2 separate regions of the Homo sapiens genome follow, and region 1 is linked to region 2. A link is an interaction called in ENCODE POLR2A ChIA-PET data of the cell type or tissue named here. Cell type or tissue: GM12878. All regions are shown on one strand. Links, peaks and the distances in the headings refer to the core of each region. The heading gives the core; the rest is flanking DNA.

Region 1 (6,922 bases), core at 723-5,722, 200 kb after region 2:
TGGGAGACCTTGGTACGCCAGCAGTGGCAAGGACAGTCACCTAGAAGTAAGTGCCCTAGAGTACACCGAACCTGGGTTTCAACTGCCCAGGCTTACTCCTTCTCAAAACCAGCCCTTTTCCAGCTTTGTGTCCCTGTGTGTTTGCATGGGTGCAGGCACAAGTAGATGACACAGTGGTGATGCTATGCACCCAGGACATTTCATAATAGGGAAGGACGTTGACCGCTGCCATGGGGTACCAAAGGTCATCAGGGCTGTGAAAGCCAAGGACACTCAGGCAGCCTTACTCCCCTTTGAGTCTGAGTCATTTCCTGAGGGATATTGGTCATTCATTCATTTGTTCATTAACAAGTATTTATTGCATTCCTGTCATATATCAGGGACTGAGCTAAAGGTTGGACATACAGTCTGAACGAACCAAAGTCCCTATTCTCACCCAGTGGACATTCCAAGGTGGGTGACAGATTTTAAGTAAATTAACATGTCAGGGCTAGGCATGGTGGCTCTCGCCTTTAATTCTAGCACTTTGGGAAGCTGAAGTGGGAGTATTGCTTGAGCCCAGGAGTTCGAGACCAACCTGGGCAACATAGTGACAACCCACCTCTAAAAAATAAATAACATGTGAGGTAGTATTTAGTGATATAGGGAAAAATAAAGCAGAGAAAAGGGATTAGGGATGGGAAAAGGAAGGGTAGGGTAGTTAGGAAGGCCTCTCTGATAAAGTGACATTGGATCTGAATGCAGTGAGGGCATGAGCTGTGCGGATATATGGGGGAATAGTGTTGTAGGCATAGAGAACAGCAAGCCGTAAAACAAAAAAAAGCCAGATGCAGTGGCTCACGCCTATAATCCCAACACTTTGGGAGGCCAAGGCAGGAGGATCACTTGATGCTGAGAGTTTGAGATCAGCCAGAGCGACAAAGCCAGAGTTTAGTTGGGCATAGTGGTGCATGTCTGTAGTCCTAGCTAGCTACTCGGGACACTGAGGCAGGAAGATGGCTTAAATCCAGGAGTTTGAGGCTGCAGTGAGCTATGATCCTGTCCCTCCACTCTAGTCTGGCTGACAGAGCAAGACCTTGTTTCAAAAAAATTAAAAAATAAAGCAAGTACAAAAAAAGACTCTCCAACATATTTAAAGTACAGCAAGTTGGCCAGTATGGCCAGAGTAGAGTAAGCCAGTGGTAGGAATCAGGTCTGAGACGTCACCAGGGGCCAGGTCTTGTAGGGCCACATGGGACCTTGCTTTAAGGGCAGTGGAAAGGCATGGAGGATTTTTAAGCAAAGAAGTGACAGGTTTTAGAAGGATCTCTCTGATGTGGAGAACAAACTCTATGGGTAAGAGCGGGAGCAGGAGACCAGTGAGAAGCCAGGTGGGTGATAACAGCAGTTTATACCAGGGTGGATGGGTGGTGGAAGTGGCGAGCAGTGGTCAGAGCTTCAATACAATTTGAAGGTTGGACCAACTGGATTTGCTGATGTTTGCTGGATAAGAGGTGAGAGAGAAAGGAGTCCAGGTTTTTGGCTTAAGAAACTGGAAAGTCCTTACTGCCATTTAATAAGGGGAAGATGCCTTGGCTGATAGTGATTTCCTGCTAGGGCTGTGGAGTTGAACTGCCTGCATTCAAGTCCTAGTTTGCTTACTGTTTTGTTTTTGTTGTTGTTTTGAGATGAGGTCTCACTATGTTGCCTGTGCTTGTCTCGAACTCCTGGGCTCAAGTGATCCTCCCGCCTCTATCTTCCTGGGATTATAGGTACGCCACCAGGCCCTGCTTACTGTTTGACTTTGAGCAAGTGTTTGACTTTGCCAAGCCTTAGTTTCCTTCAATGTAAGCCTACTGTCTAGATGATAGGCAGTTGGGTGCTGTGAAAACTAAATGAGGGTAATTTGTATGAAGGGCTTAGGACAATGCCTGGCATATGGTAAACCTTCAGTAAGAGTTAGCTCTAATCCTTATTACTATTGTTGGAAGACAAGAAGTCCCAGGGCCTCAAGGTCCTCTGGAAAGCAGGCAGCAGGTCACACTCCACCTCCACCACCCCCTCAAGGAGCCCGCCCTCCAAGAGGCAGCTCAGACACCATCTGTCCAGCAGAGAAAAGCCACAGGGAGACAGCTTTCGGGGAGCATTAGATAGATGAGCCCTTCCCAAGAAACCTAATCTCATTCTCAGCAGGTGCTAATCCCACCACCCTCCCTTGGTATCTGAGCCCAGCCCACCCACTTCCTTCCCCACCCCCATCCTGTGTCCTAGACCCTCTTCCCCTTCTCACCAGCTCCAAGCTGCCACCAGCAAACTTCCTTACCAGATGGAGGGGCTCTGACAGAAGCCCACCACCCATCTGACTGGGCCCAGCCTCTCACATGTATCAGGTCACCAAGGGCTACAGGTGCCACCTGTCCAGAAGCCCCCCCTACAGGTGCCAGTTCCTGGGCGTGGTGCTTGATCCAGGCTGGAGCCAGCTGGAGCCAGGAACTCCCACTGTGCCCCAGCTGCTGCCTGCCCTCCCACCCACAGGCAGAGAAACAGGCTTAACCCTTCGGACACTGCATATGTTGAGTTAGTTGTTACAGTTCTGGCTCAGAGTATTGCACTGTTTCAGTACACTTTTTTTTTTTAAAGAAATTTATCATAAATACAACAGAGAATATCTAATGCATATGTACAATTTTAAAAATAGGAAAATCATCACTTGTAAACTCATCACCCAGATTAATTAATAATCAAACATATGTTTGCCTTGCATGATGGCTTATGCCTGTAATCCCAGCACTTGGGAGGCTGAGGTAGGAGGAATGCTTGAGGCCAGAAGTTTGAGACTAGCCTGGGCAACATAGTGAGACCACCATCTCTACAAAAACTAAAATTAAAAAATAGCTGGGCGTGGTGGTGCACGCCTATAACTCCAGCTACTCAGAAGGTTGAGTCGGGGATCACCTGAGCCCAGGAGTTTAAGGCTGCAGTAAGCTATGATCGCGCCACTGTTCTCCAGTGTGGGCAACAGAGGGAGACCTTGTCTCTAAAAACAAACAAAAATAAACGTGAGTACCTTAGAGCCCCCTGTGTACCCCCTCCCCAATCACAGCTACCCCACCATCCATACTCCTGAGTTCTGTGTTTTCTTTTGTGATATCTTACCATGTCAACCAGGCTAGAGTGCAGTGGCATGATCATACCTCACTTCAGCCTCAAACCTCTGGGCTCAAGTGATCCTCCTGCCTCAGCCTGCCAAGTAGCTAATTTTTTAATTATTATTATTATTTTTTTTAGAGATGGGATCTCACTATGTTGCCTGGGCTGGTCTAGAACTCCTGGCTTCAAGCGATCCTCCTACCTCAGCTTCTCAAAGCACTGGGATTACAGGTGTGAGCCACCACACCTGGCTACCTTTTTTTTTTTTTTTTTTTAAGTTTTACTATATATATATAGGTATATATTCCTAAACAATATAGGATATTCTTCTACATGCTTTTTTTTGTTTTTGTTTTTGTTTTTTTTTTTTGAGACGGTCCCACTTTCTCGCCCAGGCTGGAGTGCTATGGTGCGACCTCAGCTCACTGCAACCTCCGCCTCCTGGGTTCAAGCGGTTCTTCTGCCTCAGTCTCCCGAGTAGCTGGACTACAGGCGCACGCCACCACACCTGACTAATTTTTTTTTTTTAAGACCGAGTCTCACTCTGTCGCCCAGGCTGTAGTGCAGTGTGGTGCGATCTTGGCTTACTGCAACCTCTGCCACCCGGGTTAAAGTGATTCTCTTGCCTCAGACTCCCTAGTAGATGGGATTACAGGCACCTGCCACTGCGCCTGGCTAATTTTTGTAGTTTTAGTAGAGATGGGGTTTCACCATCTTGGCCAGGCTGGTCTTGAACTCCTGACCTCGTGATCCACCAGCCTCGGCCTCCCAAAGTGCTGAGATTACAGCTGTGAGCCACGGCGCCCAGCCCTAAGTTTTGTATTATTAGTAGAGATGGGGTTTCACCACATTGGCCAGGCTGGTCTCAAACTCCTGACCTCGTGATCTGCCTGCCTCAGCCTCCCAAAGTGCTGGGATTACAGGCGTGAGCCACTGCGCCCAGCCTGTGCATTCTTTTAAACTTCATTTAGGTATTATGCTGTGTTTATCATCTGCAGTTTCCTTTTTTCATTCAAGGTTGAGATCCATCCATGTTACTTGCATAGCATAATTTGTTCATTTTCGTATCCATTTATATGATCATGTCTCAAGCTGTGTATCCATTCTGCTGTCAGTGGTTATTTGGGTTGTCCCCTTGTTTTTGCTGTTTCAGACAATGCTGTTATGAAAACTGTTTGTGTCTCCTGCACATGCACATGTTCAAGAGTTTCTCCCAGGCAGTGGTTCCCAAACTTTAGCTGCCCATCAGAATCACCTGGAAGGTTTGTTAAACCTCAGATTGCTGGGCTCCACCCCCAAAGTGTTTGATTGTGTATGTCAGGGTTGGGGCCCTCAGAATTTGCACTTCTAACAACTTCTCAGCTGATGCTGCCACTCTTGGTCCTGGGACCTCACTGAGAATCATTGTTGTAGGGTTTACACAGAAGTGGAATTGCTTGATCAGAAGGTAATGGCAGATTGTTTTCCTGTGTTTGTGTGAATTTACACAGCCACCAACAGCATATGGGTTTTCCATTACTTTACCTCTTTGTTAATACTTGATATGGTCAGACTTAAATTTTTATGGAGCTGGTGGGTGTGAGATGGTATCTTGCGGTTTTAATTTGCATTTCTCAGATTACAAGTGGGGCTGTGAATCTTTTCTTACATCTGTTGGCCATTCATGTTTCCTCTTTGTAAAATGTTCAAGTCCTTGCTCCATTTCCTTTTGATTTGACTTTTTCTTATGGGTTTGTAGGCTTTTAAAATGTATTTTGAATACTAATACTTTGTCTATGCATGTTACAAATATAGTCTTTCAGTTCTTCTGCCTCAGCCTCTTGAGTAGCTGGGATTAATTTGTTCGCCGGGCGCCACCACACCCAGCCTGTTTATTTTATTTTATTTTATTTTATTTTATTTTATTTTATTTTATTTTTTATTTTGAGATAGAGTCTCGCTCTGTCGCCCAGGCTGGAGTACAGTGGCACGGTCTTGGCTCATTGCAACCTCCGCCTCCCAGGTTCAAATGATTCTCCTGCCTCAGCCTTTCAAGAAGCTGGAATTACAGGCATGCACTACCACACCCAGCTAATTTTTGTATTTTTAGTAGAGACGGAGTTTCAACATGTTGGCCAGGCTGGTCTCCAACTCCTGACCTCAAGTGAGCCTCCATGCCTGGCCTCCATAGGGTGTTAAAGGCTGTAAATTTGAATTATTTATGACTTAAGTTATACCTAGAGCTTATTGTATATACTGTATTAATATTTCTTTTTTTTTTTTTTTTTTTTTTTTTTTTTTTTTTTTGAGACAGAGTCTCGCCCTGTTGCCCAGGCTGGAGTGCAATGGCATGATCTCGGCTCACTGCAACCTCTGCCTCCCGGGTTCAAGCGATTCTCCTGCCTCAGCCTCCCAAGTTAGCTGGGATTACAGGCATATGTCACCATGCCTGGCTAATTTTTTTTATATTTTTAGTAGAGACGGGGTTTCACCATGTTGGCCAGGCTGGTCTCAAATGCCTGACCTCAGGTGAGCCACCCACCTCGGCCTCCCAAAGTGCTGGGATTACAGGCCTGAGCCACCGTGCCTGGCCTACTGTATTAATATCTCATAATGAACAAAGGTACCCTCTTTGGGAAAAAGTTGGGGCTTTTTTTCCTTTTTTCTTTTTTAACTTTTCAATTGATTCTCAAAGCCAGCATGTGGGAGAGAGTTTATCAAAACAGCCAGGCATCATGGCGCACGCCTGTAATCCCAGCTCCTTGGGAAGCTGAGACATGAGAATTGCTTGAACCCAGGAGACGGAGGTTGCAGTGAGCTGAGATCATGCCATTGCATTCCAGCCTGGGCAACAGAGTGAGACTCTGTCTGCAAAAAAAAAAAAAATACATACTGACCTGTGTGTGGGATTTGCTTCAAAATACTACTGGAGTGAGAGATAGTGGTTGGGGAACAGATGAAATCAGATTGGCACCAAGTTGGTACTTGTTGAAGTTGAATGATGGGTTCGTTTTATTCTGTCTACTTTTGTACATGATTAAATATTATCATAAGAATAAGTTTAAAATTGGCCAGGTGCAGTGACTCACACCTGTAATCCCAGCAGTTTGGGAGGCTGAGGTGGAAGGATGGCTTGAGCCCAGGAGTTGGAGACCAGCCTGGACAACATAGTGAGACCCTGTGTCTCTCAAAAAAAAAAAATTAGTCATTTGCAGTGGTACACACCTGTAGTCCTAGCTTCCTAGCTACTTGGGAAGCTAAAATAGGAGAATCTCTTCAGTCCGGGAGGTTGAAGCTGCACTGAGTCATGATTATGCCACTGCACTCCAGCCTGGATGAGAGTGAGACCCTGTCACAGGGGGAAAAAAAAAGTTAAAAATATCCAAGGACTATTTCCAGGGCTACTTGTGAGGTAGCACATCTTTTCTTTTTTTCTTTTTTGAGACAGAGTTTCGCTCTTGTTGCCCAGGCTGGAGTGCAATAGCGCGATCTCCAGCTCACCGCAACCTCCGCCTCCTGGGTTCAAGCAATTCTCCTGCCTCAGCCTCCCGAGCAGCTGGGATTACAGGCATGTGCCACCACACCCAGCTAATTTTTTGTATTTTTAGCAGAGACAGGATTTCTCCATGTTGGTCAGGGTGGTCTTGAACTCCCAACCTCAAGTGATCCGCCCGCCTCAGCCTCCCAAAGTGCTGGGATTACAGGCGTGCGCCACCGCGCCTGGCAGAACATCTTTTCTTAACGTTTTGTTAGCCATTTGTATTCTTCAGAGCCAATTTAGTCTCCATCTACTTTCAGGAGTTCCTGATAAAGT
Region 2 (5,000 bases), core at 1-5,000:
GACTGACAAAGGAAAGACTCAACTACCCAATATGAGGACTGAAACAGAGGCTACCGCTATGGAGCCCGCAGGTATCACAGCCACAATAAGGAAATGCTACTAACAGCTCTACACACCTACATTTGACAGCTTAGATGAAATGGAACAATTCCTCAAAAAGCACAATTACTACAACTCATCCAATATGAAATAGGTAATTTGAATAGCTCTATAGCTATTAAGGAAATTGAATTCATAATTCAAAACCTCCCAAAAAAGAAATCTCCAGGCTCAGTGGTTTCACTGGAGAATTTCCCCAAATATTTGAAGAAGGATTAACACCAATCCTACACAATCTCTTCCAGAAAATAGAAGAGGAGGGAGAATTTCCTAATTCATTTTGCCAAGCTAGTATTAACCTGATATCAAAACCAAAGACAGTACACAAGAAGTAAACCACAGACCAATATCCCTTATGAATGTAGATGGAAAAATCCTTAACAAAATGCAATCAAATAGAATTCAGCAATATATAAAAAGGACTATACACCATAACCAAGCGGAGTTTATTCCAGTAGGCAAGGCTGGTTCAATATTCAAAAATTAATCCATGAGCCAGGCATGGTGTCTCACGCCTGTAATCCTAACCCTTTGGGAGGCTGAGACAGGCAGATTACTTGAGGTCAGGAGTTCAAGACCAGCCTGGCCAACATTGTGAAATCCCATTTCTACTAAAAATACAAAAATTAGTCAGGCGTGGTGGTGGGCACCTGTAGTCCCAGCTACTCAGGAGGCTGAGGCAGGAGAATCGCTTGAATTGGGGAGGCAGAGGTTGCAGTGAGCCGAGATAGCACCACTGCACTCCAGTGTGGGCGACAGAGAGAGACTGTCTCAAAAAAAACCAAAACAACAACAAAAAAAACAATGTAATCAGTCATATTAACAGACTAAAATGGAGAAATCACATGATTATATCAATTGATGCAGAAAAGGCATTTGACAAAAATTAAACACTCATTCATTTAAAAACTCTGAGAGGAACTTCATCAACTTGATAAAAGCATCTTAAAAAAACTCGAGCTAACATTATAATTAGTGGTGTGTGAAAGTTGTCAGATTCAAAATGGAATCACTTGTGTCAAACCCTGGCAAAATAGGGCCAGGGGGCCGGGCTAGGTGGCTCACGCCTATAATCCCAGCTCTTCGGGAGGCTGAGGCGGGCAGATCATTTGAGGTCAGGAGCTGGAGACCAGCCTGACCAACATGGTGAAACCGCGTCTCTACTAAAAATACAAAAAAATCAGGCCGGGCGCAGTGGCTCATGCCTGTAATCATAGCACTCTGGGAGGCTGAGGCAGGCAGAACACCTGAGATCAGGAGTTCCAGACCAGCCTGGACAACATGGTGAAACCCCATCTCTACTAAAAATACAAACATTAGCCGGGCATGGTGGCTGGTGCCTGTAATCCCAGCTACTGGGGAGTCTGAGGCAGGAGAATCGCTTGAACCCGGGAGATGGAAGTTGCAGTGTGCCGAGACTGTGCCACTGCACTCCAGCCTGGGCAAGAGAGCGAGACCCTGTCTCAATAAATAAATAAATAAATAAATAAATAAATAAATAAATAAATACATGAATAACCTTACTGTTCCAGAAGGCAGAGGGACTGAAATGGGTTGGCATGGCTGCATTCCTTTTGGAGGCTCTATGGGAGAATTTGTTTCCTTGCCTTTCCCAGCTTCTAGCCGGGCATGGTGGCATGTGCCTGTAATCCCAGCTACCCGGGAGGCTGAGGCAGGAGAATCGTTGGAACCTGGGAAGCAGAGCCTGCAGTGAGCCGAGATCACACCACTGCTCTCCAGCCTGGGCTACAGAGTGAGACTCCATCTCAAAAAATAAAAAGTAAAAAAATAAAAATACAGAGCCAGGAAAGGTCATGAAGGGAGGAGTCTCATGCATGATTTGCCAGATAATAAGAACTTTCACAAGAACATTTTCCAAACCACAGCTTCCCACATGAGACAAGAGTACTGCTAACAGCACAAGGGCAGCTAGCAGCTAACACAGGAACACTAGCCTGACACGGTTTCTCAGGCCCAATCCAAAACTGCAAGGGCCTAACAAGAACTCCGAGACTCCAAGTCCTACCTAGCAACTACTGACACTCACCAATCTGCTACTGAACTCGCCAGCTCTCATAAAAAACACTGCTAGCGCCAATGAACTTTCTTTTGAAACAACTTACGTAAATCTCCTCTTTCCCCAAGAGAACCCTAAACTTTTCCTTTGTTCTCAGACATGCTGGGGGCTGCCCTAGTCTATGTGGACATCCTGGATTGCAGTTCTACTTCTTGTATATTATTCCCAAATAAAACCTTTTTACTTGGAGATTTGTCTCTATTTTTTTATGTTGATGGATGAAAAACTGGAGTTGGAGACCAGACTGGGCAACATAGTGAGACACTGTCTCTAAAAATAAAAATAAATTAAACAATAATCAGCACTGCAGCCCCACATAGCTCAAATACTAACAAGCTCAAGACGGCAGTGAAGGAGGTTGGATTGGAGTACACGCAATTTAATTAAAGCTGCAGCCCAACCCATGTTCAACTCAGCTTTAGGAGGAATCTGAATGATCAGCCCCTAAACCTGCTAGTCAGAGGAAGGAGCTCGCATACTCTATAAAGTGTGTGTACGTATGTGTGTGTGTGTGTGTGTGTGTGTATATACATGTATATATATATAAAGTGTGTGTATGTATGTGTATATATGTATATGTATATAAAGACTAAAAAATTATGATATACAATTGTTTTTCATACACAATATCCAGAGTGCAGTTCTAAAAATATAACACATGCAATAGCAAAGCAGGGAAATGTAATACATAATCAAGAGGAAAAAGAGCCAACTGAAATAAACCCATAAATGACCCAGTTATCAGAATCATTAGAGAAGAAATTTAAAAATTATTATAAATATGTTATAGGATTTATGGGAAAAGATGGATACAATGTGTGAATAGATGAGTTACTGCAGAAAAGAACCAAATGGCCAAGTGGCTCATACCTGTAATCCCAATACTTTGGGAGGCTGAGGTGGCAGGATCACCCAGGAGTTCAAGACCAGCCTGTGCAACACAGTGAGACCCCATTTCTACACAAAGTTTTAAAATTAGCCAGGCATGGTGGTACGTGCCTGTAGTCCCAGCTACCTGGGGAGCTGAGGTGGGAGGATCACTTGAGCCCAGGAGGTTAAAGCTGCAGTGAGCCATGATCGCACCACTGCACTCCAGCCTGTGTGACAGAGCAAGACCCTGTCTCAAAAAAAAAAAAAAAAAAAAAAAGAACCAAATGGAAATTCTAGAAGGGAAAACTATAATATCTGAAATTGAAAGTTCAATGGATGTGCTTAACAAGAGACTAGGCATTGAGAAGGAAAAACCGTACATTTGAAAACAGTCTAATTGAAATTGTTCAAATTGAATTAGAGAAAAAATTTATACATGAACAGAACCTCAGTGACTCGTGAGATAATATCAAGCAGTCTAACATACATATAACTGAAGTTCAAGAAAGAGATGGGGAAGAGATAGGACAGAAAATATTTTTTGAAGAAATGATGGCTAAAAAATTTTCCAAATTTGATTAAATTATCAACTCACAGATCCAAGATGCTCAATTAACCCCAAGCAAGACAGACACAACGTAAACTACACCCAGGTAAACCATAGTCAAATTGCTGAAAAACAGAACAGTCTTAAAAAAAAAAAAAAGCCTGAGGAAAAAAGACACATCGCATAGAGGGGTGAGGGTGGTGGAGAGTGGGAGTGGAAGACAAGAACAGCTGACTTTGGCTAGGCGCAGTGGCTTACGCCTGTAATCCCAGAACTTTGGGAGGCTGAGGCAAGCGGATCACCTGAGGCCAGGAGTTCAAGACCAGCCTAACCAACATGGAGAAATCTGGTCTCTACTAAAAATACAAAAATTAGCCAGGCGTAGTGGCGGGTACCTGTAATCCCAGCTATTCAGGAGGCTGAGGCAGAAGAATCCCTTGAACCTGGGAGGTGGAGGTTGCAGTGAGCCGAGATTGCACCATTGCACTCCAGCCTAGGTGACAGAGCAAGACTCTGTCTCAAAAAAAAAAAAAAAAAGAAAAAGAACAGCTGACTTCACATCAGAAACAACATAAGCCTGAAGACAAAGGAATATCATCTTTCAAGTGCTTAAAGAAAAAAAGATCAACCTCGAATTCTATATCCAGTAAAACTTTACTTAAAATATGACAGTGAAATAAAGACAATTTTCAAATAAATAAAAGCTGAGAGAATTTATTGCCAACAGATCCACACTATAAGAAACACTAAAGAACGTTCCTCGGGCTGCAGGAAAATTATACCAGATGGAAATTCAGAAGGAATGATGAGTGGGGTAAATATGGAATACTTTCTTCCATGTCTTAATTAAAAAAAAAATTCAAGTAGCTATTTAAAGCAAATATAGTGAGAATGTAATGAAGGGTTTATAACATATTTACAAGTAAATATATGACAAAAATAGCAGCACAAACGATCAGAGGGGAGCAAACAGAAGTGTGTTGCTGTAGGGTTCTTAGTTGTGCATGAAGTGGTGTAATTATGCTTCAAGGTAGACTGTGATAAGGTAAGGATGCATATTGTAATCCCCTAGAGCCATAGGTTGTGAAGTGTGGTCTCAAGTATTCCTCAGGGTCCCCAACTCTTTTTCAAGGGTACACAAATCTTCCCTTTTCCAAATACTATCTTTGTGAGGCTAGATTTTCTTCCTGTCCTTCAACCAAAACAATCTATCACAGCAGATTGAACACAGAAGATCTGGAAAGTCAAATGTTTTCTAATAAGCCAGACGTTAAAGAGAGTCACAAAAATGTAAAACGACTACTACTCATCTCAGTACATTTTGGTGGGGAAATATAACTATAACTCACAAAAATGTTGGGCCGAACACAGTGGCTCACACCTGTAAACCCAGAGCTTTGGGAGGCC

Evidence for each region. Peaks named below come from ENCODE experiments on the same cell type or tissue, not always from the same donor. Only the 100,000 strongest peaks of a DNase experiment are listed, where the experiment ranks them.
Region 1: POLR2A ChIA-PET joins it to region 2 with 6 read pairs; 2 of 35 experiments call an interaction of 5 or more read pairs at or near these places.

Annotation. Positions count from the first base shown.
Region 1 is chr20:31,689,646-31,696,567 of GRCh38, reverse strand. The region is part of intron 2 of BCL2L1 (BCL2 like 1); the gene reads left to right. All of the region lies in intron 3 of BCL2L1-AS1 (BCL2L1 antisense RNA 1), which reads right to left. Among named protein-coding and RNA genes, the nearest start is that of BCL2L1-AS1, 18 kb to the right of the region's middle. In GM12878, for the core only: no CTCF peak of the experiment used is centred there; no DNase peak of the experiment used is centred there; H3K27ac peaks cover 1,148 bases.
Region 2 is chr20:31,892,422-31,897,421 of GRCh38, reverse strand. All of the region lies in intron 3 of TTLL9 (tubulin tyrosine ligase like 9), which reads right to left. Among named protein-coding and RNA genes, the nearest start is that of TTLL9, 24 kb to the right of the region's middle. RefSeq lists an enhancer at 2,287-2,336. In GM12878, for the core only: no CTCF peak of the experiment used is centred there; a DNase peak (open chromatin) is centred at 2,091; H3K27ac peaks cover 1,165 bases.